Linked DNA regions of Mus musculus: region 2 is linked to region 1. Evidence: chromatin contacts called from ENCODE Hi-C data. All regions are on one chromosome and are shown on one strand. Each heading gives the region's core, a stretch centred on a gene start or an enhancer-like site at or near the end of the contact. The rest is flanking DNA. Distances are from core to core; before and after follow the strand shown. Region 1 holds the start of Mprip (myosin phosphatase Rho interacting protein). Region 2 overlaps Ccdc57 (coiled-coil domain containing 57).

Region 1 (4,262 bases), core at 543-3,042:
GAAATCACATTTCTCTCTCTTCAAGAGTCCTACCCTTCCCAAATAGACAGGTCTCTAAGGCCCTTGGCATTCTCACAAATCAATGACTGAGACTTGGAGAGTCTGGTTAAGCTTCCTGATTGCTTCCTGGCTATTGGAAATCTGACCTCAGAGAAAGAGGCCATAACCCCTGCCCTACTACTCCACTCTAGTTTGCCCCATAAAACAAGTCAAACCTTGCTTGCCTGCCTGCTTGCCCATAAAGGCTTTAAAAACAGCCAAACCAGGGCACTTCAAAGCAATGTTTTCAGTCTAAACAGCTCTTTCCAAAAGGAGTGGCTACAACTAGGTGGCACTGGCTGGACCGTGTGGGGAACTCCACTGAAGTCAGCAAGCAGGGGGCAAAGGAAGTGGGCGAGGGGAAAGGGGAGCAGGATATATAGTGCTTTCCCAAAGTGCTGCAAACAAGGCCAGGAATCCTCAACACCAGAAACGGGAGAGCAACCAGTTCCCAAGGGCCAGTTGCCCAAATTGGAGACCTTGTACCAACACAAATTCCCAATCTCCTACACTGCTCCGGGGTTGGAGGTCTTTGGCAATCTAGGACAATGTTTTCCATGACTGTGACTTGGAGGTCTGGAACTCTGTTTTCCATGACTGTGACTTTGACACGGGTTAGGAAGAGCGTCTAACCTGGTCCAAAATCCTGACTAACAAATTAAGGGCAGACAGAGGGGGAAACCAACTTTCCCCAGAATGTACAGGTCTTCTTGGTCTCCTGGGCCAGAAAGCAAAACCAAGAAGGGAAGCCCCTACCCCTCGACAAAAGCTATTCCTACCTTCAGTTCAAGAGCAAGACCCACCCATCTGAAGAGAAACACCTCATCTCTCTTCAGACCCTGACGGTGACAGTGACTTAGAAGGAGAGCAGGCTCTATTCCACAAGATGGAAACTGGTGACCCACGCAAACATGCCAATTCCTGGGACAGTTTGGTGGCCAAGTCTGCGTCCAGTCCCAAGACAAGTCGCGAGGGGGGCGAGGGGGGGGGTAGTACTGACAAGTGGCAAGCAAGCCCCACTTTGTTCCTATCCAGGGAAACCAGACATTTTTTTGAGTCACCCAACAAGCATGAATCACACGGCAGAGCTATGGGAACGGGAAAGGATGTTATTTTTCGGCATTCTTGAGGATTTTCCCTTTGTCCCAGCTCTATCGATACTCTTCCCGCCCCCATTCCAACCCCATCCCCCAACTCTCACGCATTTTTTTTCCCTGCTCCATTTTTATTCTCTCTTGGCCTTCGCAGGCTCTGCGCTCCCCGGCACGACTCGCAGGCAGGACTCTCAGCTCCGCACCCGCGGCAGCTCACCTGCGTCAGGTCCTCGTCGTTGAGCAGATGCGACTCGCGGGGCTTGAAGCAGTTCTGACACTTGCTCTTGTTGAAGATGTTGGCCTGAAATTTCCTGCACGGGTTTTCCTTGGCCGCCGACATGTCGGCTAGGCGGCCGCGGAGCGGGCCGCCACGGCCCAGCGCTCTCCCGGGGGTCGGGGACTCAGCGCGGCCGCCGCCGCATTTTGCGCTGGCCGCCGCAGGCCCGGAAAGGCCTCCCCTCTCGCGCCGCGCCCCGCCTGCTCGCCGCGGCCTCAGAGCGCGCGCGCCGCCTCGCGCCCCGCCCCGCCGCCCGGCCGCTGTGGGCCCATGGACGGACGCGGCCTCCGGCCGCTGGCTCCACCGCGGCCGCCCCCAAGGCGCCGGCCGGCAAGTCCAGCCGTCGCGCTCACCCGGCGCCCGCCGCCACCGCGAACGAACCGAGCTGGGCGCCGCGCGCACTCGGGGAGGGGCGGGGTGGGGCGGGGCACCGCAACCGGCAGCCCCGCGAGCCAATGGCACCCGCACGCTCCTGCTAACAAAGAAACCCGTCGACCAATGGATGACGGGGGCGGGACCGGGAGCAGCGGGCGCAAGGTAACTTGTCCAGGCTGGGAAGGTGGAGGCGCTGGGATGGAACTTTCAGGTTTGGTGGACTGGCGCCGCCGCCCGCGGCCTGACAGCTGCGGCGTTGGGCTGGGCTGCTCCCGGAAGGACGCCGGAGATCTCCGCGGTCTCCCTGCGGGCCCCTGTCTTTCTCGTAGTCTCTTCGCTGCGGCCTTCTGCCTCGTCTAGCCTGCGCCCCTACTGTGTGCTAGGTCTGTGGTCGACCCAGATGCCACCATAAAGACTAGAAATTGTTTCAAGTGCTTCCCGTGTTTTAGATCATTAAAGTTCCATAACCTTCCCGTGACCATTCCGGTTTTACGTAAGGAAACTGAGGCGCGCGGAGCAGTTAAGTAATAAGACGTAGTGTTTCCGAGGTGACTAGAAGATGTCAGCAGCCGTGAGGAGTTGTCAATTCTATTATGGGAGCCCAATTCTGCTAGAGTTACGTACGCACTCTTACCTCCGTTTTGTGCTTGAGGAGACAAAAGCTCAGACACTGCGAATAGCTTGTGCAAGGTCACTCTGCAAGAAGGGCCTGAACTATATACTACAGGCCACTCTTGTCCAGACTCCCAGGCAAAAGGCCACTTGGAAAGGAAACGACAGAGGAGTCCAGAATGGGCGGAGGGGAGGGGGATGGAGGGGGACAACCCCTGCTCCTTAGGAGGCAAATTGTTCCCAGCAGCAGTGAAATGGATCTAAGCAGAGAGCATGCAGAACTGTTCCCAAGGTATGCAGGTGTAAGTGTGGGGAGGAGGAACAAGAAAGGAGTATGTGGTCCCAGAACTCTGAAAGTAGATCTAGGAGGGTGGAGAGTTTAAGGCCAGTCTGGACCGTAATGAGACCTTTATAAGGAGGCTAAGGAGGAGAGGAAAGGGAAAGAGTGAGGGAGGCAAGACAGAAAGGAGGAATCACTTTGACCTGAGATTCCAGGCTCAGCTGGCTGGCAGTTCCAGAAGTCAGCCTGTGTTTTTTAACAGGCTGAACTAACTCATTCTTCACAATGGAGGTGATATTGGAGCAGGTGGTGGCACTGAGAGCAGCTGCGCTCAGGTCACAAGGAGGCTTTAGGAGAGAAATGCCTTCAGAGTTGCGTACTTTTCCACTGGTCATCTGGTGACTACCCCGGGGAGGTGCATTTCCATTTTGAGAAAGAAATGCTCTCCTGCACAAGGAATCAGGAATGAAGGAGCCCAGATCAAAGTGTGCCTGCAGCCTGAGGGGAAAGCCCAGCTCTGATCCAGCTGTGGGCAGGTCTTTTGCCCTCACTGGCACCTCACTGACCACATGGACAAAACTGACATGAATGTAAGGTGTTGCAAGCATTAGGTGATAATCATCTTTGCAAAATACTTCACATAATGTGGCCAATTGTTAATTGGTGAATTTTGGGAAAGGGTGTTTACTGGACTATCCTTGCGACCTTGTTGATTTAAATTTTTTTCCAGAATAAAGACGGGGAAGGGGTAAAGGGAGACTGACGGTTCTTGTCTGCACCGAATACTCGGAAAGTGATACCAGTGGTGGCCTCTGGGGAGAAGAACTGGGTTATTGGGAGGTGACCTACTTTTAAATTTTCAATATAAAACCTTTTTGTTCCTTTCGGGTTTTGTTTTATGAGCATGTACAAGCTGTTTAAAAGAAAGACTTAGAGCCAGCAAGATTGCAAGGCGCGTAAAGGCCTTTGGTACCACACCTGATGAGTTGAGATGAGTCCCCTGAAGCCACATGGTGGAAGGACAGCACAAACTCCTGAAAGTTGTCCTCAGACCTCCAGATGAGTAGTACAGTGTGTGCTACAGTGTGTGCGTATGTGCGCGCGCGCACGCGCACACACACACACGAAATACATTTAAAATCTAATTACAAGTTTTCAAAAAATATATATTTTAAAGTTCTACCCGTTTCTTGGGGCCAATCAAGGCTACCCTATTAAGAAAATGCCCAGCATACGTTGTCCAGGCCAGCCACATACCACTGGTGTCACAGCTGTGGGTATGAGGAAGAGTGATTCAGGGATCCTGAGGCTGGTAGCCTGACAAGAGCTCGACCTCAAGCAAATGAAAACTGATAAAAACAAGAGGCAAACAGAAACCTTCCACTGGAAAGTCGCAGGGCCCTGCCTAGGAAACCCCTGACTCCATAGTAGACTGAGCGCGGGGGCTTCTGGAAAAGGCAGGACCCTGGACAGTCCAAAACTGAGGAAGACTCTGCCTGGAGAAGGAGGAGGAGAGATGTTCCAGATCACCACAGCAGGGCACTTGGCTCAGGACATCCAGACCAGTCTGTGTAAACAAACAGAA
Region 2 (4,262 bases), core at 632-3,131, about 61 Mb before region 1:
TTACAGTCATCCCTCAGAGAGAGGCTTCTTAAAATGGTTTCATCTATGACCCCATTTTACCTGAGAATTTTTGTTGTTCTGTCGTTGGTTGGTTGGTTGGTTTTGTTTGTTTTTCGAGACAGGGTTTCTCTGTGTAGCCTTGGCTGTCCTAGAACTCACTCTGTAGACCAGGCTGGCCTCAAACTCAGAAATCCGCTTGCCTCTGCCTCCTGAGTGCTGGGATTAAAAGCGTGTATAGATGTACAGATATTGAAGAGTGGTGGTAGGGAAATAGAGGTAAGCAGTTTATCTGTAGAACAGAAAACTTTGTTTGTAGTATAAAACCGTGATTCACACTGTGTGTCAGTCTCACACCTAAGCTGAGGCCTTGGCGGCAGCCACTCTCCTTCACTCCTGGCTCTTTTGTCCCAGGAGCTGCTGCTGGAGTTTGAATCTAAAATGCAGAGAAGAGAGCATGAGTTCCAGCTGAGGGCTGACGACATGAGCAACGTAGTCCTGACACATGAGCTCAAGGTAACTGGCTGGCCCTGGGCTTCGAATCACCATTGCAACTTTAATTACCCAGTGCTGCAGAATACCATGCTGTTCCTTTGTTAGTCAGTCAGTCAGTCAGTCAGTCTGTCTGTTTGTTTGTTTGTTTGTTGAGACAGGGTTTCTCTGTGTAGTCCCGTCTATCTTGGAACTCACTCTGTAGACCAGGCTGGCCTTGAACTTAGAGCTCCGCCTGCCTGTGCCTGCCGAGCGCTGGGACCACGCCAGGCTTCACACTGTTCCTTTTACCCATCTCCTCTCCTGGAACTTTTCAATCTTTCTCAGATAAAACTACTAAACAAAGAGCTGCAAGCTCTGAGAGACGCTGGAGCACGGGCAGCAGAGAGTCTGCAGAAGGCAGAAGCAGAACACGTGGAATTAGAGAGGAAGCTGCAGGAGCGTGCCCGGGAACTCCAGGATCTGGAGGCCGTGAAGGACGCTCGGTGCGTAGGTTCTGTTCTCCAGGCATTGTGGCCGTAAGGACTAGATCTGGTGGCGTTGCCTTCCTGGCATCTTTCCGTTCTACTCTTTGATCTCTTACGTAACTGCTCTTTACTGATACGGTTTCTGTTTAGGATAAAGGGCTTGGAGAAGAAGCTTTACTCGGCACAGCTGGCCAAGAAGAAAGCTGAGGAGACTTTCAGGAGGAAGTGCGTATTTCTGCCTGGGTGGTGCCACTGGAAAAGAGTCTAGATCTTGCTTACTGGAGACAAGAGCCCTGTGGCAGGTGGGCGGGCAGCCTGAGCTGGGACGCTGCTGTGGCTGGCACCATGCTCTCCTTCCTCAGAGAGGGTTAGGCATCCGGTGTCTCCAAGCTTAAACTTTTTAAGGACCAAGAGTCCAATTCAGGTCATTGATAAAACACAAACTAAGAATGTTGAAAACTCTGGATTTAGTCTCCAGTGTCTAAAACAGGCTTTTAAAAATATAACCTTAGTTAAATTTTAACTTTTATGGGTAAATGAGATGGCTTTGTGGATAAAGTCACTTGTCACCATAGCTGGTGACCTGAGTTCCATCCCTGGAACCCATGTGGTAAAAGGAGAGAACTGACTCCACACATATGCCTCCATACTAGGTAAATAAGTATTTAAAAATTAAGCGTTAACATTTAGACCTTGGCTGTCTTACTAGCTAGTGTATAAGTTTTAGACGATCGCCTCAAGCTTTGCCATGCTGATGTCCCCCTACTATTGCTGATGTAGACTCTGGATTCTGTCCCTCTGACTGCAGCAGGCTCTTCACGTTGCCAGGTCTGGGACACCCAGGAAGTGGTGGTGTGCTGCCTCAAGGCGGAGCTTCAGCCATGCAGTTAAAGCATTGCTCCTCCCCCCAGTACTGCAGGGTTCGGGAGGTGCTGGGACAGTAAGGAGTCGGTCAACGAGGAGTGGGGCGGGGATGCCAGCTGGAAGCTCAGTGTGGACTCAGCAAGACGCATTTACTCTCTCTTCTAAAGGGAACAGTAACTGTAGCTACCACACACCACACACTCAGGCTGCCCAGTTACACTTGGGAGGGGAAGAAATTTTCTCTTGTGTTTTCTCATGCCACTATTTGTGCAGTACGGACAAACTGATACACTAAGGGAGTGCTCAGGAGTCTGCCCATCTGAGAGGCAGGTGGCATCTGTTTTCCATGGCTGGTCAAGCGTAGGTTGTTAGGAGTGTTTTGTGAATCTGCTTTGGTATCTGTGTGAGCTTTGGGGGCCTCCGAGAGCCCGGCACCTAAGAAGATCTGCTTACATGGGAAGAGCTAGCGCGCCCACAAGTTACTCCTGCAGAGTCAGCCATCTTGTCAGGGACAGCTGTAGTGTAAGAAAAGGATGGCAAACACTTTGGAAGGTTCCAGGGCACTGAGTGAGCCACCGCGGGACCCTCCCCTGTGTTTCAGACATGAAGAGCTTGACCGTCAAGCCAGGGAGAAAGACACAGTGCTGGCGGCAGTGAAGCGCGCCCATGCAGAGGAGCTGCAGACGCTGGACGCCAAGGTGCTGGAGCTTCAGTTCCTCTGTGAAACCCTGGAGGGACAACTGCGCAGGGCTGAGTGCACAAGAGCAGAGGACGCCAAGGAGAAGAACGCCCTTACTGACAAGTGAGCTGCTGCCTCTGGCCGGCCCAGCCCAACAGCCTCGTGTGCCTGTGTCCAAGGCAGAGGCAGATGTGGGCCATTTTAGAATGGAATTTTGCAAGCAGTGGGTAGGGGCTTTCTGCCCACCCCCGACCCCCTGACCCCGCTGCCATTTCTAGTAATGTTTTCTTTTTAATTATATAGTTTTATATTTATGCTTACTTGTGATAAGTGTATTTAACAAAGTTAACCTATTGCCTTCACTTTTTGTTTTTCTGAGACAAAGCCTCATTTGTGCAAACCTGGCCCAGAACTTGTTCTATGACCTTGGATAGCCTCGGATTTATAATCCGTGTGCCTCCACCTCCCAAGTGTTGGGACTGCAAGCATGTGTCACTATAGCTCCCCCCCCCACCCCCCCGCCCCTGGACTTATTTTTCCTGCCTCAACTTCCTAAGTGCTGCTGGGGTTATAGGTATGTAGCACTGGCATCAGGATACGGCAAATGCAGTTTCATCTGTCCGTCTGCAGTGCTCGTCCCATTTGGATCCAGGTGCCACTCCTGCCCCAGTCTCCCAGCAGCCTTCAGTCGGCACTGCCTGTCAGTTTGCTAACTCTAGGAGCAACACACAAATTGGAATCTTCTGGCACTTGCCCTTATATGTCTGGCCTGTCACAGAGAGACTCAAGTTCTCAAGGGTCATCCACATTCATAGGATGACATTTTCTTTTAAACTGTGACTGTGTCAAAATATACACCTCTGGACCTCCAGAAGCCATGGAGGCCTTCTTTGCCAGCTAGCCCAGCATAGTCAGTGAGCCGTAGGTCCCAGGGAGAGCCTTATCTCAAGGCAGATGGCCACTGAGGATCTCGACCCAGGGTTGACCTCTGACCTGTGCAATGCACCCACACCACACATGTCCTCCTTCACACTCTTGCACATGCATACACACAAGAATACCATGCCTAACAAGAGTTAACTATTTTAGTATTGAGCTATGGAGGGCAGTGGCTTGTTAAGTCAAACTTTGTGTCTTTAAGGCTGATATCCCAGTGTGAACAGGCCACAGTCTTTTATCTGCTCTGTACACATGGGTGTTTCTCCTCTGTTCTTAAGAATGACTCTGCTTTAGTGCAGGTAGCAGACGTCCTTTATAGATGTTGCTTTCAATTCTCTAGTGGACATGAACAGAGGTGGAAATTCAAACCATACAGCTCTGGGTTTAACTGGGTTTTTTTTGTTTGTTTGTTTTTGTTTTGCTTTGTTTTTGAGACATGGCTGCCCTGTGTAGCCTGAGGTGGCTTGGAAGCCTCTATTCTCCCACCTCAGCCTACCCAGTGCTGGAATTACAGGTGTGCTCCAGGACACTGGCTCCTTCCCAATATTTAATTCAAGCCAGAGTGTTTGGACAACCTGCTCTGCTTGTGCCTCGTGTCAAGAACTGTGGGCACTGGAGAGGTATAGCACTGGGTGTGCGGCGCTGAGCCCCATCCTGGGCAGTGAGGAAATACACAGGGACGCAGTGTTCAAAGGAACACTGAAGTCGGGTATTTGCTAACATTCCCAGGCTTAGATGAGGGTATTTTATCTTTTTTTTTTTTTTTTAGATTTATTTATTTATTATATGTAAGTACACTGTAGCTGTCTTCAGACACACCAGAA

What was found. Hi-C counts contacts between places; a loop is a spot of excess contacts on that map.
Region 2: a loop to region 1 is called in a map of T-helper 17 cell, with 69 times the contacts of the local background. The contact joins the enhancer-like site here to the promoter of Mprip in region 1. A Hi-C loop is called at or near these places in 3 of 37 maps with a recorded cell type or tissue (T-helper 1 cell, T-helper 17 cell and regulatory T cell).

The regions. Positions count from the first base shown.
Region 1 is chr11:59,660,037-59,664,298 of GRCm38, reverse strand. Mprip (myosin phosphatase Rho interacting protein) reads right to left here and starts at 1,792. Exons shown (of 24, transcript NM_001368931.1): 1 at 1,351-1,792. The coding sequence starts at 1,473.
Region 2 is chr11:120,900,235-120,904,496 of GRCm38, reverse strand. It overlaps Ccdc57 (coiled-coil domain containing 57), which reads left to right. Exons shown (of 19, transcript NM_027745.1): 4 at 412-513; 5 at 817-974; 6 at 1,107-1,181; 7 at 2,422-2,622. Among named protein-coding and RNA genes, the nearest start is that of A430102A20Rik, 30 kb to the left of the region's middle. Within about 2 kb of position 1,881, at least 1 of the 3 ENCODE cell types and tissues checked has a DNase peak (open chromatin) inside an H3K27ac peak, as active enhancers do.